5 separate regions of the Homo sapiens genome follow, and regions 2, 3, 4 and 5 are each linked to region 1. A link is a loop called in an ENCODE intact Hi-C map of the cell type or tissue named here. Cell type or tissue: PC-3. All regions are shown on one strand. Each heading gives the region's core, and the rest is flanking DNA. Links, peaks and the distances in the headings are about the cores only.

What was found. Peaks named below come from ENCODE experiments on the same cell type or tissue, not always from the same donor. Only the 100,000 strongest peaks of a DNase experiment are listed, where the experiment ranks them.
Region 2: a loop joins it to region 1, with 3 times the contacts of the local background. A loop is called at or near these places in 11 of 110 quality-filtered maps.
Region 3: it touches region 1 in a loop (13-fold over the local background); 2 of 110 quality-filtered maps call a loop at or near these places.
Region 4: a loop joins it to region 1, with 6 times the contacts of the local background. A loop is called at or near these places in 3 of 110 quality-filtered maps.
Region 5: a loop joins it to region 1, with 3.0 times the contacts of the local background. A loop is called at or near these places in 5 of 110 quality-filtered maps.

What each region holds. Positions count from the first base shown.
Region 1 is chr2:238,782,056-238,788,033 of GRCh38, forward strand. No RefSeq gene overlaps it. Among named protein-coding and RNA genes, the nearest start is that of TWIST2, 63 kb to the right of the region's middle. RefSeq lists an enhancer at 1,433-1,936. In PC-3, for the core only: CTCF peaks have their summits at 3,142 (motif pointing left) and 3,344; a DNase peak (open chromatin) is centred at 3,136.
Region 2 is chr2:238,943,353-238,949,330 of GRCh38, forward strand. No RefSeq gene overlaps it. Among named protein-coding and RNA genes, the nearest start is that of LINC01940, 20 kb to the left of the region's middle. In PC-3, for the core only: a CTCF peak has its summit at 2,565 (motif pointing left); DNase peaks (open chromatin) are centred at 4,789 and 5,229; H3K4me3 peaks cover 1,982 bases; H3K27ac peaks cover 2,118 bases.
Region 3 is chr2:238,558,269-238,564,246 of GRCh38, forward strand. No RefSeq gene overlaps it. Among named protein-coding and RNA genes, the nearest start is that of LINC01107, 5.8 kb to the left of the region's middle. In PC-3, for the core only: no CTCF peak of the experiment used is centred there; a DNase peak (open chromatin) is centred at 3,173; H3K27ac peaks cover 838 bases.
Region 4 is chr2:238,465,541-238,471,518 of GRCh38, forward strand. No RefSeq gene overlaps it. Among named protein-coding and RNA genes, the nearest start is that of ASB1, 42 kb to the left of the region's middle. In PC-3, for the core only: no CTCF peak of the experiment used is centred there; a DNase peak (open chromatin) is centred at 2,441; H3K4me3 peaks cover 353 bases; H3K27ac peaks cover 1,769 bases.
Region 5 is chr2:238,594,692-238,600,669 of GRCh38, forward strand. No RefSeq gene overlaps it. Among named protein-coding and RNA genes, the nearest start is that of LINC01107, 42 kb to the left of the region's middle. RefSeq lists an enhancer at 5,145-5,660. In PC-3, for the core only: no CTCF peak of the experiment used is centred there; a DNase peak (open chromatin) is centred at 2,620; H3K27ac peaks cover 385 bases.

The sequences.
Region 1 (5,978 bases), core at 542-5,541:
TGGGCTATAGTGAGACTCCGCCTCAAAAACAAAAACAAAAACAAAAAAAACAAAACTTAAAAAGAAGAAACTTGGCCCAACTTCTTCTCAAAAAGAAAAAATGACTTTTTTCCCCTCTATGTTTCATTTCGGAGAGCTTCTATTACCGTGTCTTCAAGTTCACTAATATTTTATTCTGTAACGTGTAACCTGCCATGAATCCATCCAGTGTGTTTTTCATTTCAGCCATTATAGTTTTCATCTTTAAAACTTTAATTTGTCCTTTTTATATCTTCCACATCTTTACTCCACTTTTAAAACATATGGAATACAGTTATGGTAACTTTTATTTCTTTGTCTGCTAATTCTAACATCTGCATCAGTTCTGGGTCTGTTTTGATTGATTTTTCTCCTTATTATAGGACATATTTTTCTGTTTCTTTATCTGCCTGGTAATCTTTGATTGGATGCCAGATATTGAGAATTTCATCTCGTTGGGTGCTGGGTGTTTTTGTATATCTGCACATATTCTTGAGGTTTGTTCTGGGATGCGACTGAGTTTCTTGATCCTCTTGGATCTTACTTTTGAAGTTTGTTAGGTGGAACCGGAACCTCGTTTACACTAAGGGTACTTATTCTCCAATACTCAGGCAAGTACTGATACGCCACCCGATGTCCTCTGAGATTTCCAGTTTGTCATGTGGGCACAGGTGCTATTTGCAGACCGATGTGAGTGCCAGGCATTATTTCCTTTCATCTTTAAGGTGATTCTTTGCTCGGTCTTGGGCAGTTTCCTCACACACACCCGCCAATCCTGAAGGTGAGCCTCTGCAGATCTCTGGATTCTCTCCTCTCTGGGACTCTGCCCTGCCAAGGGTAGTTGCACTGGTCTCCCCGAAATCTCTATCTTCCCAACTCAGAGAGTCTGCTGGGCTCTGCCTGAGTGGAGGAGATGCCTCCTTCTTGTTCTGTGGCCTGAAAACTCAAGGCAGTGCATTGGGCTACCATAGGGCTCAATGGTTTCCTTCCCATCCCACAGGGATCACTGTCCTTCACTGCCTCCTTCCAGTGTTCGGAAGACCGTTGTTTTTCATATTTGGTCTGCTTTTTGTGTGTTTTTGTTTCCTATGGAGGGTAAATTTGGTCTGTGACAAAGTCTTTGTGCTGTGGTTCTCTCCATCTGCGCTAGGTTGGCCTTCCTCATCTCAATGCCCCCATGCCTGACATGGCACCTGACATTCAGTCCATCTACACTAGGTCAGCCTTCCTTATCTCAACGCCTCCATGCCAGACATGGCACCTGACACTCAGTCCATCTGCACTAGGTCGGCCTTCCTCATCTCAACGCCCCCATGCCTGACATGGCACCTGACACTCAGTCCATCTGCACTAGGTCGGCCTTCCTCATCTCAACGCCCCCATGCCTGACATGGCACCTGACACTCAGTCCAACTGCACTAGGTCGGCCTTCCTCATCTCAACACCCCCATGCCTGACATGGCACCTTACACTCAGTCCATCTGCACTAGGTCAGCCTTCCTCATCTCAACACCCCCATGCCTGACATGGCACCTGACATTCAGTGGAAACTGCATGCGCGTAGATTACATGAACGGATGAGCAAATGAACTTAACTGGGAGTAACAAAGGGCGCTGAAGGCATTTGTCACCAGCTGAAGAAGTGTCACTGCTCTCTTCACACACATCTGTATATGTGTCTTGTTTCTCACGGTGATAGTTTTGAGGCCAAGGAACCTGTTGAATTAATTCATATCACATCCTTAAGGCTCAGTGACTTCGTTTTGCACAATGTAGGCTTTTAATAAATGTTTGCTTAATAAATAATTCATGGGTCGTTTAGACACGTGTCTGACAAACTTGGGTTGAAGTGTGAATGTAACAAATTTGTCTCTAATCCCAGCTGTGTGGAGTCTTTCTTCTCTGCTCTAGCACTGTGCTATCGACTACTGATAGCACCAGTCGGTAGCAGATCCCAGGACAAAATTATAGTTAAAAGATGCATGACCCATGGTGCCTTAACTTTCATATATGATGTCTTCATCTTTTCAAGGTGTTTAGATGACCATAGGAAGAAAAAGCGAGAGATAGAGGAAGTTAAAGAAGAAATGTTGGCTGCCATTGAAAACCAATCACAAATAAAGTTACAAAGTCAATTGGAAAGCAAGTGATTCTTCACAAATGCAAATCCTAGGACAGTGCCTGGCAGAGAGGAACTCCTCACTCCACCATTCTAATTCAATAATAGTCAGTTACTAAGGGCACAGCACTTTTAGGAGGAGCTCTCCCCTCTCCTACTTATGCAGAGGGGCCAAAGGATATATGACCAGGCTGTCAGCATGGGCTTCGAAGCGCTTGCATTGGGGATGCTAAAGGAAGCAGGTGCTGAGCATGAAGGAGATCAGAATCAATGAGTTACACAGGCGTGTATTCTCAACCAGAGGTGTGGCTGCACCATTAAGCCAGGGAAAGGTGGGCTGGGACACAGGACTCAAATAATCCCTCTGGCTGGACCAACGCAGAGGCCATGAAGACAGAGGAGTGGAATGTTGGGGAAAGGAGCTTTTCCATTTTTCTCTCCTTTCAGAGCCATTTTGCCTGTTTTCAAATCTAGTAACAGCATTGCTTCACCAGCGCAGTGTTGTAGATACAGCCTGTGGGTCACACCAGGATGCAATTACACTGCTGGCGGCACAGTGAGCCAAGAGGCTCTGGATGGAGCCTGGCCACCCAGCCTTCCCTCCTCAAAGTTTAGAAACTCGCCAACCCGACCCGCCTGCTGGAGGCATGGCTGCAAACCTGCAGGGTGCCACGTTTGATTTTTAAGCCTGGTGTGCTTCCTTGCCTAAATTACTTTGTGATGTATCATACTGAACCCTAAAATATTTTGTAGCCAGTTTTATTACGAAATGGATTCTATTTGGTGATTACAAAATATTCTGCTTTTAAGTAGTCTCAGTTCTTCAGCTGCTTCCACATGTGTGTTCAGCCTGTTGAAGAAGATGCGGGAGGCATTGAGCCTCCCAGAGAAAGACCCTGCAAGAGACTCCAGGGAAGAAAAACTCTCAAATTAAAGTTGTGAGCTCTGGCCCCCGCGTGCTGACAAAATCCATTGCATGCACCGCCCTCTTGTGGTCACGCAGCAGGTGACACACTTCAAAGGCAAGTTACACGGACTCTGCGCTTGGCCCCGGGGAACAGGTTCTCTGTTAGGAAAAGCGTTTCTGAACATTCCTTTATTCACATGTGCACGCACACAGCACTATAAGCAAGTGAGATCTGACATCAGGGCTATTCTCCCCTATCACAAGGAAATAACACAAATGTGGATTTTTTAAAAGCTCAGAACTGTGGGTGAAGATTCCAAAATCACAGGATGTCCAAACTGGAAAGGATCCTGACATGATCTTGATCAAATCCCCTCCATTTTTTTTTTTAAAGTGGTGGGGGGTTTGTGTGATCTTAGACAACTCACTGTATGTCCCAGAGACACATATTGACTTGCCTAAGATCACACAGCAAATCGCTGGTGTTGAGGTACAGGCCTCTGTCCCATGCCGGAAGTGGCTCTGGGACTCACCACTCCAGCTCTTCACTGGAGACGTCAGGAGACTGAGTCCAGCGAGGTCGAGAGGCCAGGGCCACGCAGGGAGCCCGAGAGCTGAGCTCTGGTGCTGGTCCCCTGGGCAGTGGGTCCCTTCTCCCATCTATGTCCTTCCCTGTTCTTGGGCAGGGACTGTCTCTTCCACCAGGACCTCTGTGCCCAGGACCGGACAAGAGGGGCTTGTGGCAAGTATGGACGGATGAAGGGGGCACCAACCAGGACTCAGGAAGAGCAGGGGCCAGAAGCAGGGCCTGGGCTAACTTATGGTTCAAATGGTAAATTTTATGTTATGTATATTTTACCACAGTGAAAAAGGAAACAGCAGTTTTAAACCCAAATTTAAAAAAAGGAAATAAAAAAAAAACTTAGGAACTTCTTTATGAGGCTACAGAGCAGCTACCACCAGCCCCATTTGACAAGAAAAATGCTATTCCCTTTTTTATTGTGGTGAAACATACATAACATAAAATTTGCCATTTTTATCATTTTAAGTGCACACTTCAGTGGCATTAAGCACATCTGCGCTGCTGTGCAACCGTCACCACTATTCAGCTCCAGAACTTTCCATCTTCCCAAATGAGACTCTGTCCCCCATGAAACACGAACTCCCTGTTTCCTCCCCCAGCCCTGGCACCCGCAATCCTACTTTCCGTCTCTATGATTTTGACCCCTTAGCTTCCTCATGTGAGTGGAATCGTGCAAGGTTCGTCTTTTTGTGGCTGGTTGTTTCACTCAGCAGAACATCCTTAGGTGCCGTCCATGTTCCCTTCCTTTCCAAGGCCGGGTGCTGTCCCACCCTACGGATAAATCACCTTTCGTTTCTCCATTCATTCATCAGTGGACACTGGGTTGCTTCCACAGTCCACGTGGTTTCACCGAAGCCTGGCAGTGGGAGCTGTCCCCTCTGGTGGACAGTGAACTCACTCTGGGGGAGGGGTCGAGTAACCATGGTCAGATGGCTCTTGCGGTGAGAGGTATGTGCCTGCTCTGAGCAAGGCACCCCGAAGGCTGAGGCCTCTCTGGAGGCTGGTAACTGTCACCCAGGCCACAGCATCTTGGGCAACCTGGATTCCTTCCTTTCCACCTGGGAAGCTTGGCTGACCTGGGGCCCAGCTCAGGCTGTAGCCAGGATCGGATGCTGTTTTAAATTTGGGATTGGATTCAGAAGGATCGGGAACCTGAAAGTCAACGTCCTTTCGGTTGATCTGAAAACACAAAACTCACTGGCTTTGCCAAAAAGGCAGTTCTCAAATTCGCAGCCAAAGAACGCATCGAACAGAAATAGCATTAGAGGGAGTGCGGGGATCCCTTCCATGTTACCGTGAAGTTCTCATACTGTTGAGCGAACGTGGGAGTCAGGGTGGAGAAAGCGTGGCCTGGCCGGCAGGGCACCGCACACTGTGCCGCTGTCTCCCCACTTCGTTTTCATTCTCTTTAAAAACCAAAACTGAAAAACCCTGCCCGTAACTACTTGCACTTATGTCCCAAACACCTCTGACTTCTCATCCGCATTCTCACTGAGGAACGTGATGCCAAGGAAGGGACTTTAAAAAATCTCTTAATTAATTATTGGTTATAATGAATGCCGAGGAGGGCACGTTTCCAAAACCCTCGTCTCCACGGTTTGCTTTCTGTTGTGTGTGCGTCCGTTGTAAACACAGCTTTCAGAATTTTCGCTGATGCTCAAGTGCTCTTTCCAGCAACAGCATTCATACACGCCAGGCCACTTCCCGCAAGTCATAATTACAACATAAAGCCAAATTAAATGTTCTAACGCTGTCGCTCCAACTCCTTCACATTTCCTTGCTCTTAGCAAACTTCCTTTTTTGAGTCCTGCAAAAGATTCGCTATTTTCCATTAAAGTAGACTCACTATTTCCTTCTAGAGTATTAAAAGTGCAAAGAGCCACAGGTAAAGCCTTCCTTTTCTCTGGTCTTACCGCATCCTTTGTCCAAACAAAGGCAGAAGTCCCCTGTCCCCCATGCAGTTGTATGTACGCAGAGAGCCCAGTCCCAGCTCCTAGGCGGTCAGACAGGCACCCCGAGTCACCACTGGCCTGCCAGCACCAGCAGCTCCAGGTCCCTGAAATCCAGCAGGCATAACCTAAGAGGTTACCTAGAGTTCAGTCAAGCTCCTCAAATAGCCACTAAGTGAAATGAGGAAAAGTTATGTAAAGTGAAGTAAAATCCTCAACAATGAAACACAAAGCTGTTATTCTCTTTTTATGAAACTCCAGTAAATTGTTTCAGAAAATGAAAGTGCCGGAAAAGAAATATTTCCATTGGGAACTAGAGATGCCCTGTGTTAAAATGGTCACACAGAAATCTGGACGACCAAGCTTTAAAGCTTTGGCTGTGTTTTAAGCTATAGCCTCGGT
Region 2 (5,978 bases), core at 541-5,540, 160 kb after region 1:
GAAGATATTCAAAGGCCTGGAAATCTTTTTAAGTGCTGTTGTGATCCTAACCATTTCAATTCCATTTTAAGTGTGATTGTTCCCTGGTCTTCATTTCCTCCTTGATCTGTTTGTTTCCTAGGAAAGTCTCCTTCAGGACCGGTGGTCGGGGCACAGTGCTGGCACGTTTGTCACTAACGCACGTTTTACTGCCTCATGTGCCTCTGTGTGTCTGTCGACGTCTCAGCATTCTTGTGCACGGTCAGTTTGGGGACCTGTTCTACAAGAACCCTATTTCATTTTCCCTCCCCGTCTATTAACTCTACCCCAGCAGTGATTCTGATTTAGATTTTATGACACTTTACGGAATGGGGCAGAGACAGACGACTTAGTATCTCTGCCCCTCTCCCTCCGCCCTCCCTGGTTCACTCAGCCACTTCTAATCAGGCCCTGCTACGTCTGGGTCCCACCACAGATCCTGCTCCCAACTGGGCTGTCTGATTGGGCTCAGGCCCAGGCCATCCTGCCAGTCTCCACCAAAGTCAAGGCCCAACTGGAACAGCGGACTGGGATGCTGAGATATGGACTGGGAATAGCCAAGTCCATGCACATGAAAATGTGGGAACCCTGGATGCCCTGACCCACTGGAGCTGTGGACATGCCCCCTCCTCCCTGGTTAAAACCTAGGGCTCTGCCCTTGCTTGGGGAAGACACAGAGGCCTCTGCTTTACAAGACAGCACACACACACACACACACACACACACACACACACACACACACAACACCCCACACAAAGGATTAATCCCCACCTCCCCTCCTGGTCACCAGACAACAAGTGGATTTGAGGGGCAACATCACCCGACCAGGGCCTGCAGGGCTGCAGGGGGAGGAAGGGGCCACACGCCGAGCTGTGGAGTCACAGGAACGTGCCAGTGAGGGGGTGCCAGTGTCCCTGAGCTCCGTGGGGTGCATCCTCTTTAGGCCAGGGAAGGTTGGGGGGATGCTATTGCAGAAGGGGGCTCCCAGGCAGAAGTGAAGATGACAGAATCCTGGAATGTTAGAAGCTAGCTATGGCACTTCTCTATCAGCCGCAAGGTGGGCACAAGCATGGCAATGAGTGGCAAGTTGGAAGGGAGCCAGGAAGGCCTTTCCCCCTAAGAACTATGAGGTGGTTAACAGATATGGCACATCTGGGGCAAAACAGACAGGCAGCCAATAGATGTTCCCAATAAAAGTCATGATCTTGGCCGGGCGCAGTGGCTCCTGCCTGTAATCCCAGCACTTTGGGAGGCTGAGACAGAAGAATGGCTTGAGGCTCGGAATTCAAGACCAGCCTGGGCAACATAGTAAGACCCTGTCTCTACAAAACTGTAAAATAAAAATAAAATAAAATAAAATAAAAGTCATGATCTCTTGCCCATCATATGTGATGTAGAGGAAACACATTGTACTAGGAAAAGCTCTGGATTGAGATTCAGAGAATTCAAAGGTGAGAGATGGCAGATCCCTGATGACCTGGCTTTGAAATCAGGCTCTGCCATCTCATGGCTGGGCTATCTTGGGGCCAACACTGAGACTCAGTTTCTTCCTCAGAATGCTGAGTGTCTTAGTCTGTTTTCTGTTGCTTACAATAGAACACCTGAAACTGGGTAGTTTATAAAGAAAAGGAATTTTTTTTTAAGTTATGGAGGCTGAGAAGTCCAAGGTTGAGGGGCTTCATCTGGTGAGGGCCTTCTTGCTAGTGGGAACTCTTTGCAGAGTCCTGAGGTGGTACAGGCCATCTCATGGTGAAGGGGCTGAGCATGCTCGTGTGCTAGCTCAGGTTTGCCTTATAAAGCCACCAGTCCTACTCCTGTGATAACCAATTGATCCATTAATCCTTGGATGGATTAATCCATGTATTAGGGGAAAGCCCTCATGACCCAATCACCTCTTAAATGTCCCACATCTTAATACTGGCACATTGGGGATTAAATTTCGACAGAATTTTGAAAGGGACAAATATCCAAACCATGGCACTGAGATAATATTAACGGCCACTACCCCACCCTTCTTACATGGTGGTTGTGAGCAGCACATCTGGTCATCCATAAGACCACATCATGGACACTCCAGGACAAGGACAGGCCCAGACCTGTCTTTCGACCCCACCAGTTGCTGCTGGCCTAATGCCTGCCAGAATCTAGATTCCAAATGTCATGGGGCCTAGACAGTTCAAGGACACACCTTCCCAGAGACCAAAAGCCCCTTCCACCTTTTTTATTTTTAAGCAAGGGCTACTGGTTGACAGGAACTGATCCCCCAGCACCATGGCCACAGCCCCACCCCTGGCTGCAAGCTCTTGAGTTTTTTGCAAGCGAGAGCTGGGCTGACATCCTGGTTGTTGGTTTTCTTTCCATGTAAATTCAGTTCTTGCCTCCCTTTATCCTTGATGTATGTCTCAGAGAATTCTCCAGGAAGAACAATTTTCTGCCAAGCACTAGAGCAAAATCTGGATTTCACCTAAGATTTTATAGGGAAGGGCAGAGGACTCCTGCAGCCTACCCAGAGGATACCCTCCAGCCTGCCTTGCTCTCTGGTGCCACCAGCAGGCAGGCCCCACTCTGCACTTCCCTCCTTGGCCGTGGTTCACTGCTTGTCCCTGTAACAGGGCTGTGGCCTCAGCCCTGCAAAACCCAAGCAGCAACACACGAGCCTTGGAGGAAACCCTGCTGGCCTCTGCTAAACCAGCAGCTTATTATTGCCAGTTACTTACTGGTGCTAAGTGTGCCCCTGAGGGTCTCATCGCCCACCCAATCTGGTTATCCTGTTCCCACCAGCTTCATAAACGATGTCCCCTAAGAAAAGATTGAGTAAGTACCACTTTCTCCATCTTGGTCTGTTATGGGATCTTTAGGGTGTTGCTTTTCTGGCCAGAAACCTCTGTGGCCAGTGGTACCTTTGCCCGAGTTCTTGTCCTGTGTCCAGGAAGAATGAGGTACACAGACAAGTAGAAGGTAAACAAGATGAAGAGGAGTTTTATTGAGTGTTAGAATAGCTCAGAGGAGACCCACAGTGGGTAGCTCCTCTCTGTGGGAAGGTCGTCCTGTTGAGTGTTCAGTTCTCAGCAGAGAGGAGGCCCTGGAGTGGGCGGTTCCTCTCTGCAGCTGGTTATCCTGTTGTCTGCCGCTATCAGCAGAGATGGTAGCTCCTCTTTGCAGCTAGTCATCCATCCTTTCTGTCATCTCTCTGTCCTCTGTCCTGCTCTGGCTGAGCCTGGGGCTTTTTTGGGCCTCAGAGCAGGGAAGTGCATGCTGATTGGTCCACAGGCAGCCATGCATGGGCCCAGGAGAAAGCACCATGATGTCCCCCTCTGGTCCTCAGAACTGGCAGCCCAGCCCCCAGGCTTTATGCCTGCCCTGGCCTGAAGCTGGGGCTTCACTGGGGACCCTCCCCCTTCTGCCCAGGAGCCTGTCTGCCTCCCGTGGCCATTCATGGCACCCAGGTTGCTGGCACCAAGGGGCACCTGCAGGCCAGTGCCCAGCTGCCCTCAACTCTCCTTCAGCTTCTCCTCCCATGCTCCTCAGTGCCCAAAGTCCAGAGGGGGCTGAAGGGGCAGGGGGCTGGCATGTCAGCACTGCCCCAAGTGTGTGCACACCTGGTTGGGCTGTGAAAGTGCCTGGGCTTGGCCCCACCTCTGCTCTGAGATCAAAGTGGGTGCCAGGAGTGGGGAGAGGCTAGGCAGCAGGACCAGAAACCACTGAGCCTGCAAGGACAAGGGTTCCTTCCCAGGCCCCCTCAAGAGTGCCTTCCCAGGCCCCCCCAAGAGTGCAGGGATGCCTAGGTCTGCAGCCCCAGTTTGGGTGGCTACAGCTGTGCCTGGGGCAGGGGCGGGGCTCCTGCCTGCTCTGCAGAGCGGGATGCCCAGATCTGCAGCCACAATTTGGGCGGCTGCAGCCCCCTCTCAGGAGGGCAGAGCCCCTGCCTACTCAGTGGAGCAGGAGGCCCAAGTCTGCAGCCACAATTTGGGTGGCTGCAGCCCCCCCTCAGGAGCACAGGGCCCCTGCCTGCTCAGTGGAGCGGGAGGCCCAGGTCTGCAGCCACAATTTGGGTGGCTGCAGCCCCCTCTCAGGAGGGCAGAGCCCCTGCCTGCTCAGTGGAGCGGGAGGCCCGGGTCTGCAGCTTTGGGCAGCCGTGCTTAGGGCAGAGTTTGCAGCAGCACCTGGGGAGCTCCCATCCCAACTTGGAAGAGGTGGGGCTCTCACTTGTCTCCAGCTCCCGCTGGTTCCACAGAATGTGCAACCCCAGCTGCACCTCCCTGTTGCAGCTGATGTGATGGCAGCGGCAGGCCGCGTGGCACAGCCACTGCCATCAGTACTAATACAGGTAAAATAGATATGCAGCAAATTAGGTACTTACCATAGTGGGTTGAAGAGTAGCCTGCCCTGCAAATTCATGTCCACTCAGAACTCAGAGGGCAACTTTATTTAGGAATAAGGTCTTTACAGATGTAATTAAGGTGATAATCTTGAGATCAGATTATCTGCATGCGGGGTAGGCCTCAAATCTCATCACTGTTGTCCTTATAAGAGGAGAAGAGGACACAGAGACACAGAGGGAAGGCCGTGTGAAGACAGAGCAGAAGGCAGAGATTGGAGTGCTGCAGCCACCAGCCAAGGAGGGGCGGAGCCACCCAAAGCTGGGAGAGGCAGGAAGGAGCCTCCCCAAGCCTTCCAAGGGAGCACGGCCCAGCCCACAGCTTAGTTTTGGACTTCTGTTCTCCAGAGCTGTGAGATAGTGAGTTTCTGTCATTTTACGCCACCCAGTTTGCAGTTACAGTGGCCCTAAGAAATTAATACCCAGGCACACACAACCAAATCCACAAACAGGATGGACAAGGCCCCCTCAGACATCGATGAAAGCTCCGTTTTGGCCCTGACTGGTTTCTCTTCCTCTTCCCTGGTGTGGTTAACCTCACTGACTGGTCCCAGCTTCACCTCCAGCTGTTGGTTACACTCCCTGACCCACACTGTTTCCCAATGGACTGAGGATTTCTAGATTATTCTCCATGGCTGTGAACATTTTCAGAGTTTGCAGTTCATTGTCAGCTAAATGCAGATTGAACTCTGAGTCCGAGATCACACCTGGCAGGTGCTCTCTGCAGAGTCACCCACTCTGAGCGCCGCCCAGGAAGTGTTGGTCTCCAGAATGCTCTGCCTCTCTGCAAGATGAAAAGAGTTTGAAAGACCTTCCCAACATGAGTCAGAGATAGAAGGATGTCCAGGCATCGTCACTCTTGAGTCCTCCCAGTTACTCAGCACCAGTCACACCATGACCACATCCTGGGCTGCTGGACCCAGCTTCCCCTCCCCTCCTATGGCCATCCCACTCCCTCCTCCACTCCTGTCCCCACCTCTCCATCCTTTACCACAGCAGTCTGGAGCAAGGTTTGCTGTGAAACTGTTTCTTTCTGTATGTGGCCAGTAAAAGCACTTTAAAAATTTGTTGAGTTTTAAAAATTGGGTGATTTTTCATTGTAAGTTGTGTGCAGTATTCCATTTGTCATCCCTGAGGAGGGATCAGAATGTCTGGACTGAACACTTGCACGACATTAGATTAGCTCATCATTGGTGCTGTGGCTGAGGCTAGCTCACCATTGATGTGCAAATGAGGCTAGCTCACCCTCAGTGTGTGGATAAGGCTAGCTTACTTCTGGAGCTGTGGATGAAGCTAGTCACCGTTGGAGCCACTGATGAGGCTAGCTCACTGTTGGTGCTGGTGCTGTGGATGAGGCTAGCTCACCATCAATGTACGGATGAGGCTAGCCCACTGTTGGAGCTACAGATGAGGCTAGCTCACTGTGGAAGCTATGGATGAGGCTAGTTCACCATTGCGTGTAGATGAGGCTAGCTCACCCCTGGAGCTTTGGTTGAGGGTAGGTCATCATTGTGTGTGGATAAAGCTAGTTCACTGTGGAAGCTGTGGATGAGGCTAGCTCACCCCTGCACCCATGCCTGAG
Region 3 (5,978 bases), core at 381-5,380, 220 kb before region 1:
CTGGAGTGGGCTCTGCCTTGAGGTGTAGGAACCGAGTGCAGACCCCAGCTCAGCCCCAACTGCCCGTGAGAATTGGGGGCCGTGCCTTGCCTGTCTGCCCCTTGATTTTCTCCTTGTAGAATGGGTGCTGGATTTTGCTGTCCAAGGCCCTGCCCAGAACAGCACTTCCTGACTCTTGCACTGGGTCTTTCTCTGGCCCAGCTGAGGTCCCTGAGCCCACACCTGCCGCCTGCAGAGCTCCATCGCCTTGGCGGCTACCAGGGCTCCAATCTGGCGCTCGGCCCTTCCTCCCCTGGCCTCCCTCTTTGTGTCCAGGAACTGGCTTCCCTTACCTCGCCTCTAGTCCTGGCCTCCCTCAGGGAGTGAGGGTCTTCTGGGCCCCTCCAGGGCTCCAGGGCTGGTGTCCTGCCCCTGCACCCCACTCCCCAGGCAGTCACCCGGTGCCCTGTGGGTTTCCGTTACCCTCCCATGGCCGGTCCTCCAGGGAAGCCCATCCCACCTCCGGCTGAGCCAACCTCGTTTTCTCAAGAGCTATTAACACACAACGGAAAAAGTGTTGTGGATGATGGAAATGAGGTGAAGTGAATTCAAGAGCCCGCTTTTAGAGGCTGTACTTTCAGAGGTCAACTCAAGTGTTTCTCTCATCTGCTTTTCAAAGTTAGAACAGAAGGTATTTAAATAATCTTGGATTTCATCCCTCAACTGAGGCTCTCTTGTGGGGCTGGCGCCTGAGTGCCAGGTTCGGCCGGCTCTGCTGCCCTCTGTCCTGGGCCCATCCAAGCATAGCTGGCAGCGATCCGGACAGAGGGGGGTGCCCACCGTGGAGAAGGTTCAGAGCCCATGACTTCAGCCCCTCCCCACCCACAGATGCAGGAGACTGAGGCACAAAGAGGAGGTGCCTCACTAGGGCCGGCTTGGGTTTATAGTGTGCCCTCGGAAAGCTCTGGAAGAATGGAGTCTACGTTTCGGCTCAAGCTGCAGCCAGAAGCAGCCATGGGAACCCAGCACCCAGCCAGACCCGAGCCTCCTGGGCCGCTGAAAAACAAACCAGACCAGAGCCCCCAAGACGGGACCCGTGTCAGCAGAGCTATGGGGAGAATTGCACGGCGCGTGCCTTCTGCTGCTTAAATCCATCCCGCTAAGTGCTGGGGGCTTTATGCGCTATGGGACTCTCAGTCCGGGGAAAGGCCTTTTAATAAGTTATTATTAAAACCATTTGCCTTTTCACTGTTTGCATATATAATTCTTGAAATATCTCCTTCCTAATGAGCCCGGATATTGATATTCAACAGAGTTCTCTCCCCTTCGAGGCCCATCATCCCTGTCATAAAGCTGCCCTGGCGAGGGCCCACCTGGGAGGGGAGAGGGGTTTACAATCCCCCCGCCAAGCTTGAGGGGCAGGAGCTGTAACGTGTCCACGGGAAGCTGCAGGGTGAGTTCCTGGAGTGGCCTGGCTTTTCTCAGCACATAGAGGGGGCTCCACAGCAGTGGGGGAGAGAAGCAAAAGGTGCTGAGCTTCTCCAGCACTTGCCTCCTGCGGCGGGGGTGGCCAATGGCCGCAGGAGTCCTCAGGTGTCTTCAGACTGTGAGGAGTCAGGCCAGCGGTCCCTGCAAGCCTGGTGCAGCCTGGCAGCCAGCGCCTTAGCCCTCAGCCCTCAGCCCACAGCTCTCTTGCATAGGCGCTCTCAGGCCTGGGTGTGCTGTTTATGGGGCCCAGGGTGAAATGGAATTGGAGGCCCCCAGTTCAGAAGGCCTTCAGACTTCCAAGGCAGCGATGGCCAGGCCTTGAACAGAGCGTGGGGTCCCTGTGGGCTCAGCCGGGCCCTATGAGTCTGCCCAGGCCTCACACCTGTGGAGCTGGCCCTGGGGGCCATCGTCCTCCTCTTCCTCCCCTTTGGCCATTTTTTAGGTTCAGAAACAGATGGATGGAGAGGTCACAGTCCTCTCCACAGTCCTCACCAAGCAGGTCCAGTCCCTGCTTGGCCTGGACCAAGACTAAGACCAGAGTGGCCTCTGGGCCTGTGGGTTGTTGTCTGGACACCCAGCATGGGAGGGACTGGGAGGACGCCCGGCCAGTGAGGGAAGGCCCGAGGTCCTGGGCCTGCACTGCCACCTCCAGGAGACACCAGGATGGCTGGGGCCGCCTCCTTTCTCCCACCCTCCCTCTCCCAGCACACAACACTGGCCATTCACATTTCAGCTGCCAGAGGGCAGGAGGCCCGAGTGTGCCAGTCATCAGTACTTACAGCTCCTTCCTCGTGCGGGACACTGCTGGGGTTGGGGCGTGGCAGGCGGTGAGGTGGAGGGTCCCAGCTCCTGAGCTCCAGCCTTCGAGGGAGACAGACTCATGAATCACCACCGTGCAAGTGCTGGGAATATTCCTGGGACAGGGAGCACACATGGAGGCCTCTCCACGCCCAAGGAAGGGAAGGGACAGCACTGGAGGCACCAAACGGACAAGAGTTCGGTGCAGCTCAGAAACTGAAACAGGTCAGAGGGGCAGGGCTGGGCCAGGAGGGCACTCAGGGTTTGGAGAAAGGAGGTTGGAAGGGCTGGTAGGGACAGACCCGGACAGTGTGGTAGGAACGTTTCATTCAAGTGCAACCGAGAAATGGTGTCGTGATCCGAGATGTGTTTTCAGGGGCTCCTGCTGGCTGCAGTGCATGCGATGGATGGAGTGGCAGAATGGGAGCCAGAGGACCCGAGAGGAGACCTGTGCATGGGTCTAGGCCTCCCGAGGACCGAACGAGTCCTCAGACAGCACCAGGGAATGGACCCTGGTCTGGGCCAGCCTCTCCTTCCAGGATGAAGAAATGAGGAAAATCCAACAGTGGAACTCATACAACTTTGAAGACCAGGAGGAAAAGAACTGTTTCCCTGAAAATGCAAGGCGGCTTTGTCTACTTAGCTTCTCCATTAGCTTGAATTCAACCTGAAGGGTCTTTGCATTTTGATTTTAATAGCAGTTGCAGCTTCCTAAAGAGGCCAGGATCTTAACACGCCCCTCAGCAGTGTATTAGAGACCTTTCTCCATCTCCCTGCCAGCAAAGTGTGTTACAGTTTTCGTTAAAATTCTTTATGTGGCCTGATGGGTGTAATGATGTCTCTGTTGTGCAAATATGCCCTTCCCTGGCTGCTCGTGACTTCAGGCATCTTTTCAGGTTTGCTGGATTTATTTGCTCTGACTCACTTCTGCCCATTCGTATCTCTTGCCCACTTTATTGCTGGTTGTCTGGCTTTTTCCTGTGGGTTCATAAACGCTTACTGTATATTTGAGGCATTAACACCTTATTGGTCATCTGCGTTAAAAATATTTTTTGTCAGCTACTTGGGAGGCTGAGGCAGGAGAATTGCTTGAACCCGGAAGGTGGAGGTTGCAGTCAGCCGAGATCACGCCATTGCACTCCAGCCTGGTGACAGAGCAAGACTCCGTCTCTCTCTCTCTCTCTCTCTCTCTCTCTCTGTCTCTCTCTCTCTCTCTCTCTCTCTCTATATATATATATATATATATATACACACGTACATGTACATATATATACGTATATATATGTTTCTTTTTTGTGATCTCTTTTGCCATAGACATATTTTGAGTTTGCTAAAGTAAACTTTAAAAATCAAAGCATATACAAATACAGATGAGTACACGCTTTAGAAGTGTATACTGTGATGAATTTTGACTGACTGAGCACACCCATGTGATCTCCAGCAAATCAAGATTTAGAAAGAACGCGATTGCCCCCTCCCGCCCTTCACAGCGATCAGCCCCTGGAGGTGAACCCTGTCCTGAACTCCTGGCTCCAAAGATTAGCTTTGAGCTTTACCTAGATGAATTCACACTGGCTGTACTCTTTCCTGATTATGAAAATAACATGGTCATTTACACAATTTAGAAAACATAGCAATGTATAAAGAAGAAAGCATTTGTGTGGTTTAATATACTTTCTACATTCATCATCCATTTCTACTTTTTTCTTCTGTGAGTTGCCTATGAGGTCTTTACCTCTTTTTCCCACTGAAAGCTTGGCTTTAAAAAATAATTGTGTTAAAGCACCCTTCCTACAGTAAGGATATGAACTCTCTGTTACCTTTGTTACTTGTATTTTTTCCTGACTTCTTATTTGCTTAATTTTATTATTTGAGGTATGAATACTTTCCCATTTTAGATAAAATTTTCCTTTGTTATTTGTTTTCATACTTGCTATGAAATGTTTCAAAGGGAAATATGTTTATTCCTTTTGAAACTCACGTTGAAACTGAATCCCCAAGGTAACAGTATTGAGAGGCGGGGCCTTTAGGAGGCGGGTAATCCCTTCGTGGATTGGTAGATCAGTGGGTTCTCACAGGAGGGGTTGGTTACCACAAGCATGGGGCTGTTATAATGGCCACGCTCTGATGCAGTACGAGGCCCTGGCCAGAAGCCCATCGGATGCGGCTCCTGAACCTGAGGCCTCCCAGCTTCCAGAACTGGCAGAAACAAATGCCTTTTCTTAATAAATTCCCCAGCCTCAGGTACTCTGTTATAGCAGCAGAAGATGCTCTAAGACAATAGAGTACTTTAAAAGATCTTACCCAGCTTACTATAAAGTCAGTTAAACGTTCACCTCTATTTTCTTTGAAAGATTTTATGGCTTCTTTTCAACGTTCAGCTTGTCAATCTATTTGGAATTTACTTTGGGATATGGTTTGGAGTGACACTCTTAACTTGATTTTTTTCCCAAGGAGTCACTCTTTTAAGCATTATTAATTGAAAATTCCATCCTCAGTCTAATCGTCCGTAACACAACTTTGTCCACGTGTTCAGCCTTTGCTAGAAGCGTCTTTTTCAGGGGCATCCTCTACCTGTCATCGGCTGCACCATGAAGTTCCTGTTTTGATTGCTTTCTCACTTGTTTTAATATCCCCAAAGGCAAGCCTCCTCCACTGCCCCTCTTTCCAAAAATGTAGAATTATTCTTATCCCTTTCTTCTTTCATCTTCAGAATTATTTAGTTAAGGTTTTGGAGTCGCATTAATTTGACTTATTTACAGTGTAGTTGGTCAGAAGTACACCCCATCTCTCCTCATTGTTTCTTCTTCGTCACATCTCATTTCAGCGAATCAAAGTTTTCTGTTTGCTGCAGCATCTTTCCTGCTGGAGTCTGTCAATGCTCTGAGTGCAAGATGAGATGGTCTCAGATATTTTGTCCTCAGGGACTTGTGCGGTGCTTGGCATGTCGTGGGACTCCATGGACAGATGGAGCGACACACTGGGGACTGACGAGGGGGCCCCCCACCCCTTTTCAGAAATCACATTGCTGTGTAAAATTTTATTTCACAAATGGCTCTCTTGCTTAAAACTGTTTGAGAACTCATACCTCTGTGCAAAACACTAAGCCGCCAGTAGTGAGATGAAGCTCTCAGCTCCAGGAAGGGAGATATTGGAAATCGGGGAATGTTTCTGGCAACCTCAGCTTCCCAACACGTGGGTGGTCTTCGGATCCACTTACACATAAAACCCAGGCAATGTTGAACTGTTTTAAAGGGAAAGGGGAGTAACGCGAGTGGAAGCGATCATGAAGTGTCTCTTTTCATGCGGAACATTCCAGTTGAGCCATCTCACCATTCTTAAGGAAGAAGGTTGAGGGAAGCAGTGGCGGATGGGTGGTCTGGGCAAGGTGAGGTCACCCGGGGGCTCCCCCACCAGCTGATGTAGGTGGAGAGACGGCCTTCACCTCCCTAGAAGCAGCAAATGGGGCATATTCTCTTTTCTTGGTGGCTTCAAAGAGCACAGAAGAGTATATTTCCTGGTGTAAATTCACTCGCAAGACTTGATTCTTTTTCCTCCTGCCAAAGGAATTTCCATTCAGTATCTTCTACTGGGGCAGAGTTTCTTTCAAGCAATGCATTTCCTGAGGAGTGAGACTGGCAAACTCTGTGGTCTTTGATGAGCCTCACTGTTGAAGGGAAAACAGCCCTTTTCTTTCTTGTTCCTTCAACCCT
Region 4 (5,978 bases), core at 414-5,413, 320 kb before region 1:
AACGGACTCATGGCCCTTCTGAGACTTCAACCTGAGGGTCGGTGAATGTCAGAACAGCAGCAACAGCGAGGGCTGACTCCGGCTTTGACCTTCAGACCCTGAGCAGCCAGTGGAGTCTAGCTCAGTCTCGGCTTTCACTGTGGACACTGAGGCTTAGGGAGGTGAGGAGACACAGCTGGCTGTGGTGGGCCCCCGCCCTGGCGGTGCCAGGACCAAGCCCAGGGCCTGTCTCATGCCGTGCCCTATGCCTTCTGAGCTGAAGAGGAGCCTGTTCGTTGAGGAACTAAGAGTGGATTAGAAGAGTAACGGATGCTTTCTACAGAAGCAAGCGGCCTGGGTTTGGAATGAGGCAGCCTGTTCGTTTGCTGTGCGTCCTTGTCCCTCTCAGAACCTTCCTATAGTAGGCGCTTTATCAATGCTGGTCAGTGAAGGAATGAGTGAATGATGTTTTTCAACAAAAATGAATTCATTTTGTGGACTAAAATAGCCTCTGGGGAGCCCATTGCAGAGACCCTGCCATCCGCGCGCCCCGGGCTGCCTGTGGCTCTCCCAGGCTGCTTTCCCTGCAGGTCTTGTACGTGGGAGTCTGGCCATCCAGCATCCCTGGGAAGGGGTTTTTGGGAAATGTGCATTTATGGATTTGAAATCCCAAACAGGATATCCACACTGCGTTAGAAGGCACAGTTGGGCTCTGAGCCAAGCTGTGGTGAGCCCTGGGCTCCAGGGCGGCTCTAGAGGACCGAGGGGCCCCGGGCGGGAGAGGTCGTGCTGCGCTGAGAGCTCACATTTCACGGCTTGTAAAACCCAATCGGAATTCCAGGTGTGCAAACCACATTTGATGTCCCAGTAACCAGGTAACAGCAGGATGGAGGACTTGGGGAGAGACTTGAGAAGCTTCCTGAGGAGGGTTGCCAATCCACTGGCCCTCGCCTTCCCAACCCATTGCTGTGGCCAGCCAGCCCTGTGCCCTGTCTCCTGGCCCCAGCATGGAGAGCTGTGCACTTCCCCTGACCACACGGCCTGCTCATTGCACAGCTGTGCAGGGCCCTTCCTCTCTCTTGGATGCCCCACTTCAGATGCTGCTTCTGCCAGGAAACCTTTCCCTCCCCTCCCAGCTGAGTGGTGACCCCACCCCAATCTCTCACCAGAGGCCTGTAATCTTAGACATGCCTAGCAACAAACATTTGGGGGAAGGGTCTGTGTACAGGTTTGTCATCTTCATGCCTGGAGGAGGCGGCAGAGGTGATCAGTGAACAAGTACAGGTCAACAGCCAGGGTAGGGAGGTGTGCTGGAGGGGGGGTGGTGGGTCCTTCTTGTGTAGAGACCCGTAGCTGATCTCTGCCCGAGTAGCTCTAAAGCCTTCTACTTCTTAAGACCACTAGAAGGAGATAAGTTTTACCCTTCTGAGTTAAAACTTTAAAAAAGCCCCCACAATATCCTAATCTATGTGTCAAAAGCCCCCACAATATCCTAATCTATGTGTCTTAGTCCATTCCTGCTGCTGTAACACAGTCCCTGAGACTGGATAATTAAAAATCATAGCTATTTTTCATAGTCCTGGAGGCTGGGGAGTTCAAGATCAAGGCACTGGCAGGTTCAGTGTCTGGTGAGGGCCAGGTACTTCTACGATGGTACCTCGTTTCTGTGTCCTCACATGGCAGAGGGGGAGGAAGGGCACTTAACTAGCTCGCTGGAGCTGCCCCCCCATTTTGTTTTCTGGAGACAGAGTCTCACGCTGTCACCCAGGCTGGAGTGCAGTGGTGCAGTCACAGCTCACTGCAGCCTTGACTTCCCAGGCTGAAGTGATCCCCACCACCTCTACCCCCCTGAGGAGCTGGTACTACAGCCATGTACCTCCACACCAGGATAATTAAAAATAAATTTTTTTGTGTGGATATGGGGTCTCACTATGTTGCCAAGGCTGGTCTCAAACTCCTGGGCTCAAGCAATCCTCCTGCCTCAGCCTCCCAGCCCCTTGGCTGAGATTACAGGCATGAACCACTGTGCCCAGCCCTGGAGCCCTTTTATAAGGGAACAAATCCATTCTTGAGGGAGGAGACCTCATGACTGAATCACCTTCTAAAGACCCCACCTCTTTGGGTCTTAGGTTCCAATATATGAATTTTTGGTGGGGAGGCACATACATTCAAACCATAGGATCATGGCAATGAGGCATTTCTGAAGATGGACTTTTATTTATTTTCCAACACTGATGATAGGAAATCCTGTAGGATTAAATGATGCCCACTTACATTTGACTTTCAGATAAATCATACGTTTTATTATAATTATGTCCCATGCAATATTTAAATTTAACTGGTCCTCCTGTATTTTTTATTTGCTAAATCTGGAAACTGTATTTGGAATAAGCTCAGGAATAAAATTCAAGTTTTTATGAGTATGTAATGCTCTCTGTGGAAAATCTGACTCATAAATAGGGATGATGATATTTTGAAAAGCAAACAAAGTAATCAGAAAGACATTTTTTCTTTACAAAACCTAAATAAACCCCTTCTAAATTAGCTTTTTCAAACAACCTAAAAAGAATTAGTGATTTCCCAAGTACTCATTGTCCATACATCTGTTGATAGTAACCATTGCAAGGGCCTGAAAAAACATACATGTTTTGTAAAATGTTTTCCTAAAGCCTAATTTCTTGTATTTACCCATTTTTTTTTACCCTTCTTATTGTTCTGTTTTCATTCCTGATGTTTCAAGATTCCCTCTTTTATCATTTCCTTTCCATTTCAAGAGCTTCCTTAAGCATTCTTTGAGGATAGGTCTTGTGGTGCCAAATTTTCTTAGTTTTTTTTGAATCCAAGAGGGTCTTGATCACCCCCTTCATTTCTGAAGGATATCTTCATTGACAGTTCTTTTCTTTCAGAATTTGAAAAATTTTCTGCCGTTTCCTTCTGGCTTCCATGGTTTCTCATGAGCAATCTGCTGTCATTTGAATTGCTTCTTTCACATAGGTAAGGTGTTGATTATCTCTCTGTTTGTTTTTTTTTTTTTTTTTGAGATGGAGTTTTGCTCTTGTTGCCCAGGCTGGAGTGCAATGACACGATCTTGGCTCACCGCAACCTCCACCTCAAGTGATTCTCCTGCCTCAGCCTCCCAAGTAGCTGGGATTACAGGCATGCGCCACCATGCCTGGGTAATTTTGTATTTTTAGTAGAGACGGAGTTGCTCCATGTTGGTCAGGCTGGTCTCAAACTCCCGACCTCAGGTGATCCACCCGCCTTGGCCTCCCAAAATGCTGGGATTACAGGCATGAGCCACCGTGCCCAGCCGATTATCTCCTATTTCTTTCAAGATTTTTCTTTGTTCGTAGTTCTCAGGAGTTTCATTATGATGTATCTTTGATGTGAATGTCTTTGAGGTTATCCTGTTTACCATTTGCTCAGCTTCTTGTATCTATAAGTTTGTGTTTTTTTGCCAAATTTGAGAAATTTCAGCCATTATTTCTTTGAGTACTTTTTCAGTCCCTCCCTTTTTCTCTTCTTTTCCCAGGACTCTCATGACATAAATGTTACATCTTTTGTTATAATCCCACAGGTCCCTGAGGTGCTGTTCATTTGTTTTTCAGTCTGTATTTTTTTTCTCTGTTGTTTAGATTGTATTGTTCTCTCTTTCAGTTCACGGATTCCTTCCTCTGTCTTCCCCATTCTGTTGTGGAAACTATTCAGTGAGTTTTTGTCTTTGTTTTGGTTATTGTATTCTTAAGTTCTAATATTTCCATTTGTTTCTTTTTCATATTTCTATTTCTTTGCCAAGGCTTTCTGTTTAAAAAAAATTTGTGTCCAGTATGTTTCCAATTCCTTGTTGAAGCATTTTTATGATGGCTGCTTTAAAATCTTCATCAAGATATTGAATATTATTAACACAGAAAAATGATAAACATTTGATGGGTATGTTATTTACTTGAATCTGATCACATTATATGTATTGAAACATCACTATGTACCCCATGAATATGTGCAATTATTATTTGTCAATTAAAAAATAAAATTAATTGGCTGGGCACAGTGGCTCATGCCTGTAATCCCAACATGTAGGGAGACTGAGGCAGGCAGATGATGAAGTCAGGAGATGGACACCATCCTGGCTAACACAGTGAAACCCTGTCTCTTCTAAAAATACAAAAAAAAAAAAAATTAGCTGGGTGTGGTGGTGGTGGGCGCCTGTAGTCCTAGCTACTCAGGAGGCGGAGGCAGGAGAATCGCTTGAACCCGGGAGGCAGAGGTTGCAGTGAGCCGAGATTGTGCCACTGCACTCCAGCCTGGCGACAGAGCGAGACTCTGTCTTAATAAATAAATAAATAAATAAATAAAATTAACAAATAAAAAAACCCTCATCATGTAATTCCCGTGTGTGTGTCATCTTGATATTGGTGTCTGTTTACTAGTTTTTTTCATTCAAGTTGATTATTTTCCTGGTTCTTGGTATGACAAGTGAATTTAAGTTGTATCCTGGACATTTTGGGTATTCAGGATCTTATTTAAATCTCCTGTCTTTTCAAGCTTCCTCTGACACTTTGTCACCTAAGAAAGTGTCAGGAGGAGTGGAAGTCCAAATTCCCCTCTCAGCTTTTATTGCCACCCAAAAGGATGAAGAAGGATGTTTTACTACTCCTGGGTATGGGTGGTGGTAGACATTTAGGCTTTACTGTGCTTCCTTTGACACAAACCCAGTGGGGAGGGGAAGGGCCACCTTTTACTGCCAGGTGGGGATGAAGATTTGACCTACTCACGTGGCCTTCTCTGATGCTCTGGGGAGTTGGAGGCATTGCTTTTCTTGATCTTAGTTTGGGAGATGTCATCTCAGGGGAAGCGCTACATCCAATGTTGCCTTGTCACTGATACTAAAAAGGACCTTAGATTTCAAGCATTATCTTTTAGACTCCATAGAGATTGCCTTTTATTTCTTCCTCTTGCCTAATTGCTTTGCCTAGGACTTCCAGTCCTGTGTGGAATAGGAGTGGTGAAAATGGGCATCCTTATTTTTCCTGATCTTAGAGGCAAAGCTTTTATCTTTTCCCCATTCGGTATGATGTTAACTGTAGATTTATTGTTTCAAGGTATATATATATATCTTGTTTTCAAGATATATTGTTTCAAGGTATATATATTCAAGATATATTGTTTCAAGGTGTATATATATATATATATAAATACAAGATATATATATATCTTGTATTTATTGTTTCAAGGTATATATATATATCTTCTATACCTAATTTGCTAAGAGTGTTTATCATAAACGAATGTTGGATTTTCAAATGCTCTGTGTTTATTGAAATGATCATTTTGTTGCCTTTTTTTGTTACTGTGGTATATCACATGTATGGATTTGCATATGTTGAACCATCCTCATGTTCCTGGGATGAATCCCACTTGATCATAATGATCTTTTAAATGTGCCTTTCAATTTAGTTTGCTAGTATCTTGTTGAGAATTTTTGCATCTGTGTTCCTCAGAGATATTGGCCTATAGTTTTCTTTTTTGTTGTGTTCTTATCTGGTTTTGGAATCAGAGTAATGCTGGCCTCATAAAATTAGTTAGTAAGTTTTCCCCCCTCTTCAATTTTCTGGAATGTTTTGAGCAGAGTTGGTATTAGTTCTTCCTTAAATATTTGGTAGAATTCAGCAGTGAAGCCATCAGGTCCTGTGCTTTTAAAAATATTTATTTATTTTTTTCTTGGAAGACTTTTTATTACTGATTCAATTTTCTTACCTGTTACTGGTCTGTTAAAATTTCCTATTCTTCATAATTTAATCTTGATAGGTTATATCCAGGAATGTATTCATTTCTTTTTTGTTTACAAATTTTTTGTTGTATATGTGTTCATAATAGTCTCTTATGATCCTTTATATTTCTGTGATATTATTTGTAATGTCTCCTTTTTCATTTCTGATTTTATATATTTGTGTCTATCCTCTTTTATTCTTAGCCTAGCTAAAGGTTTGTTGATATGGTTT
Region 5 (5,978 bases), core at 704-5,703, 190 kb before region 1:
TGGGATAGCCCTGCTCTGCCAATGAAGCAGCCATCTTGCTGTTCACTACGCTATATAAACTTGCTTTCTTTCACTGTTGGCTTGCTCTTGAATTCTTCCCTGAATGAAGCCAAGAACCAACTCAGGCTGAGCCCCCGTTTTTGGGTTTGCCTGCATCACCTGCAGTGGAGATGGTTGGTTGTTTACCAAAATCATTTCTCCCTTCTCTCTGGACATACTGCTGGACTACATTTCCCATCCAACATGACAGGTGGGCACGGCCTGACGACTGGATTGTCCAACAAAACACAGAAAGTGTAGACAAGAGAACAGCAGAAAGTGACGCCTGCAGCCACAGAGATGTGCTCCCAGTCTCCCTCTTTTCTGACTGCTGGGGGTGCACACCACAGCGAGGCCCAAGGGCTGTGATGGAGGCCTAGGATGGAAGGTGGCTGGTCCCTGAATTACTTCTAGGAGAGGCACCATCTGCTGAGCAGGAACCCCTGCCTGGGACAGTTGCAAGAACAAGAAATCAGCTCCTTTTGTGCCAGAACCAGTATGCATGTTGAGGTCCAATCCTACAGTTAGTGATGTGGTAACAGAAATGAGCTTTGTGCTTCCATGCCCTGGGCAACTGCAGGCAGCTGAGGCCCCCATCTGCAGGTGGTCTCTGCAGGCAGAGGGTTTCTGGTGAAGGGCCCTATGGGGTTTCTGATGAGGGCCCCACAGAAACCAGAATCTCTTCCCTGCTGCTTATTTCAAATTCTGCTCGGTTGTCCCTTCCAGGCCAGGCGGGTAATCTTGCTTGTGGCCACACTCCTCTTCCTGGGACCTGAGCCTGCCCTCCTGCTCCTGAGTAGTTCATTGTGATGCTGTCTGCTGTGGCTGTGGAGTGCTACGCGCTGGCCAGCCTGAGGGCGACCTGTACCGCCTTGGCCAAACCCTTTACCCCACTGAGAGATACCTCCCTCATCTGCAGCGAGAGTCCCTACCTTGTAGGGCAGTGTGAAGGATGTCCTGAGATGGTCAGGACTTAGCACCCTGTAAGCACAAGAGCTGTTCTTGGTGGCGTTATGATCACACCCACAGATAGGGCCTCAGGCAGGCCTCAGTGTCCTCCTGGCTGGCCACGTGCTACGGATGTCCCCATGCACTTGATGTGTCAGCAGCAGAAGGACCTTCAGGAGGAGGCAACGATGGGATGAGACGAGGCTCAAAGGAGGATGTTGCCGCGCAGAGACGTTTCGGGAATATGAGGCAGGTCACCACCTATGATTCTTGTGGTAGTGGAGGAATGGTGGCGGCTGTCATTGTGACACCCACTTTAGAGACAGGAAACTGAGCTTCAGAGAGGGGGAGTCCAGGCCCCACAGCACACAGCCAGGAAAGGGCCGGGCAGAAGGGGCTTTGGGTTTTAACCTAACTCACCCCGACTGCCTGCTTCTTCACCCAGCCATCATGGAACGTCTCTGTGCCTCTTCCCTGCTCTCGTGGAGGCCTGGGTCAGGCAGCTGCCCAGAGGCAGACGTGCACTGTGACCCTAGAAGACTGTTCCAGACAGGCCAGCCCAGGCAGAGACAAAACAGGGACCTGCTCCTCATTGGTGTCACGACCAAATGCAGGGGATTTGCTAAGGGAGGCGCAGCCATGAATTGGGAGCCAGCTTCGTGCTCTGCCACTCCTTCTTGCTAATCCCTCGAAAATCCAATCAGAGCTGTTTCCCTCCATGAAACCAACTGGACACAGCACATACTGGCCGGACCTCTGCCAGCATGGAGTGGATCTTTTTTCTGTTTAAAGAACCAGGTTTCAAATGTTCTTAATAAAACGTTTATATATATCATGCAGGGTGCAAATAAATATTTTAATATAATTGGAAGAATGTAGAGAATTGTAAAAAGTTATGGAAGTTTTACTTCTGATTGGCCAAGACTCAATAAACTCTGGTTTGATGTACTCTAATTTATAGGCGTGCAAAGCCAACTCTTTGGCATCAGAGAGGCCGTTAACGTTGTAATGATGTTTAAACGCTGACAAATGAGCTGCTTGGGCGGCACCTTCAGCCCTGAGAATGGAACTGTTGGAGCTGGAGGACTTGCCTGTCCCCAGCTTTCTCCCTTCCTCCCGTGCTGGTGGAGCAGGTTAAGGGCAGGAGGACTGTTCATTGGGGCGACTGCTCCCCATCGGTTGAGGGGAGGGCACAAAGGGGACCCATGGCTTCTTTTTCACTGTTGTCCCTAATTATGGTCTTTCTCATTAAAATAACAAGGACCATTTCTGCTAGAAACGCTGACACATGTTTTTACTTTTCTGGGCCGATGGAAACCACATGTAGAATCCATTCCTTCCTTTTTTCCCTCCAAAATGCAAATGGAAGAGCTGGTCCAGGGGGTCCCCGGTTGCCCAGCCCTGAACAGAGGCTTGGGGAAGCCCCCTACTCCCACGCCAAGACGTGACTTGCGCTTCTCTGGGCACTTTGTGCCAGCCCTACCAGGGAGTGCTGCCCCGCTCCCCAGGTCTCCCTCTGCTTGCTGGCACTGGGCACTCCCAGCAGGCATAACCCGAGCAGAGCTGAGTGGTTATTTATAAACTCTCTTGAATGCCAAAGCGCCAGGAACAATCCATTCCCCCCGTTTGCAGGAACATACTTTCAGCATAACTCATCACTTTGAAGATGGGTCCAAACTTTTGTTCACATTTATTGACAGGAAGTTGTTTTTCAAAGCTCAAGTCAGCAGGCAGGCCCCGGGCCAAGAGGCTCCGCCACCTCAAGCTGGCGCGGCTCTGAGGGCCCATAAATTGTGTTAGCCTCCCACCCACCCCTCTCTCTCCCTTTTTCCGCTAGAATTTGCCCAGAGGTTGAACATTACGTTTTCCCTTTGTAAAGTTTCTTCTTAAACTTTTTCTTTCTTTCTTTTTTTTTTTTTTAAGAGAAAATCACCTATTGGAAGTGTTAAGAGGTTCTTTTCCTCTCTGAAATTCTAACCCTTTATGGTGCTCTTGAACTTCCTCTTTCCCGCATAAGCCACTCTGAGCCCTCCTTACTGCATGAAATTTCTCGGCCAAGGGTCCTCCTTCTCATCCCCCTACTTGAGCCTTGAAGCAAGAATGTCCTCCCGGGCTCTAAGAGCTCTGCCTCTCCCCAGGCCTCTCTCCCCTCAACTGGGAATCAGGAATCCTAGGGCAGGTTGTCCCAAGGCCTGGAGGGGCCATCAGGCAGGAGGACTCAGTGATGTGGGGTCTCCTGTGGCTTCTTAGCTCTCTACTCACCCCACACATTTACCCTTTGGGGCTGACCTGGGTGTCCATGACTTATAGATCTAATCCTCCCCCAACATCCCACTAATGTTCCCAAATTGTCCCGCCCCCAGTGGGACCCCTCCATTCCCCTTTAAATAGACTCTTCTCCCTACAGCCCTGAGCTCTTCCAGTTACCCCAACCAGGGACCTGGGGGTCATCCCAGACCTCTCCCAGATTCCTGCCCCTGGTTGGGCACTGAGTCCTAAGTGTTTCTGTACCAAATTTGTCTTCCTACCCCTTCACCACTGCCTGGTTTCAGGCCCTGCTCCATTTTCGGGGTCACTCCCAGACCTCGGCAGGCCAACTTCTCTGTGTCCCAGATGCCTTTTCTGTAAATCGGGGCAATGTCAGTGCCCACCCCACTGCGTGGTGGCAAGCATTTCATGGGCTCATGTTTGCAAAGCACGCAGGATGGCTCTGGGCATCTTAAGTGCCACAGGTTGTTCTCCTGCTGCCGCTTTTCTTGGGTCTCTGGGTCACCCTGTCACTCTGAGTCAGTCCATTCCTTATGCAGCCACCGAGAGGACCTTGAAACAATGCACAGCACATTCTGCCATGCCTGTGCTTGAACCCTGTGCCCGCTCTCAGTTCCCCGTGGGATCCCCCATCCCTGGCTCTGCCTGTCTGCCTCCTGTGCCCCGCTGTGTCCAGGGGCTCTGGCCTTTGGAGTTGGCCTTGTTCCTTTCTGTTTCTCCCCTGGTCATTCCCTCCCTCTCCTTCCCTGTGAGCCCCTCTGGAAGGTGTTCCTGACCCTCCACTGTCCCTTCTACCCTGTCCTGGCTCAGAGGCCCTTGCCTACCCCCACACAGGCGTGCCGTGTACTCTGCCACGAAAGCTGCAATTCTTTCTCACGATCTCTGTGTTTTCCTGCGTTTGGAGACAGGGTCTGTGCCTCAGGGATCTCTGGGCCCACGGTGCCCAGCACAGATTATGGGCATAGTAAATAAATGCTCATCTAAAACGTGTGAATGACAAAGACCAGGAGACAGACCATGGCGCATGCGTGAGTTAGGAATTTCCCCCATGACGTCACCTCTTTGACTATTCTGATTTTGTCTAGTGATGGGTCAATCCATTTTTTGGTTTTTAACCTTGACAAGAGCCCAAATACCAAAATGAACTGTCTCTGTGTACTGATATCATGTGAAACTTTTCAAACCCAGGAAGCATTGGAAGCTCACACTTTTAGTGGGACCAGGGAGGAGAAGGGAGAGAGGGACATGAGGGAAAAAGGTGAATGGGTCCATTTTGTCTTGGAAGAAATAGGAAACGCAGCAGTCCGTGGAGGAGCCTCAGGGGCCCAGGTGTGGAAGAGAGTGCATGAGGCTTGGATCTGCAGGGGTGCTGCCCCGCGTGGGTCTGCCCGGGAGTCCTGAAGTCCTTGCTGCTGGAGAAGAGGGGTTGTTCTGGAGCTAATGGCATTGGAGCAGTGAGGTCAGATTGCAGGGACTAGGCACAGCCAGTGCTGGGAGGGCTTTGCCCTTCCCGCGGCTTTGTGCATTTGTTTTCAAATACAAGTAATAAGACTCTGGGCTGTTTGGAGCCCTCACTGGAGCCCCTCAGACCAGGAAAGGAAGAGCTGCCGGAGGCAACGGATACTAACCCAAGCTAGTTGATGCCTAACTAAACACCTGCATCTTGGTTTGTTTGTGTGGGAAGTGATGGTTGGACCAGGTGGTCTCTGGCACCTTGTGGGGGTGCCTCACCAGCTGCAGGGCAGGGCTCCAGGCTGGCAGAGCCTGCAGATGTCCCCACCAATGCTGTAGCGATGGGCTGCCACGGATGCTGGGGCAGCAGCCACGATGAGAGCCTGGGGGTTGGCCTCCTTGGGGTAGCCTGGTAGCTGCCAGCCCTGAGTGGCAAGAAGGTGCAGTGGGCTGGCCCTGCACCCCACTGCTCTCCTGTCCCCCACATGCCTCCTGCTGGGGGTCTCGAGGCTCAGCAGCGGCACTGACGGCCTCCGCAGGACCCCCTCCTGCCTTCTCACACTGGGGGCTTCTCCACTCCTCTTTTCCTGGTGCGTAGCGTCCTGCTCTCTGGTCCCTTTCATCGCCTTGGGGGGTGTTCCCTCCACATTCTCAGGTGGAAGTGTTTAAGGCCAGTCCCACAGCCACCCCTCTGGATCTCCTCCACCCCAGCGCGGTGCCCCCTGCAAATGGGGCCCACATGTACAGCAAAGCAGGATGAGGCAGGCCCCGCCTGCCAAGAATGTGGCGCAGCCTCCTGGGCATGGGACATTGAAGGGAGCGATGCATGCAGGACAGCGTCCTCCTCTGCCTGGAGTCCATGGAGGAGACCTCCTCGGAGTGGGAGGCTCCGCAGGCCGCCAGATGCTGGGGAGGGCGCTGGGAAGCTGGGAGGAGGTGGCGGGACGTGGGTGGGGAGGGGCTCCCTGTTGGGGCGTCCCGTCCTGTCCCAGGGGCTGCGGGAGTGGTCCCACCATAGTGGTCTCACCTTGGCCCAAATAGAGGTGGTGTCACCCAGGCCTTGCTGGGGAACATGGAGCTTGGGGTCCCTGGGACACCGCGGAGGGTCCACGTTTCCCCGAGTCCATCGGCAGGTGTGGACACCGCCTTTTCCTTCCTCTCGCCTTCTGCTTGGCTGTCTCTTGAGATGACTTTAGAAATGTAACACCTTGAGAACACTGTATGTTCACTTCCCTTTGAGCCTCATGACGACCTCAGAGAATGAACGCTCC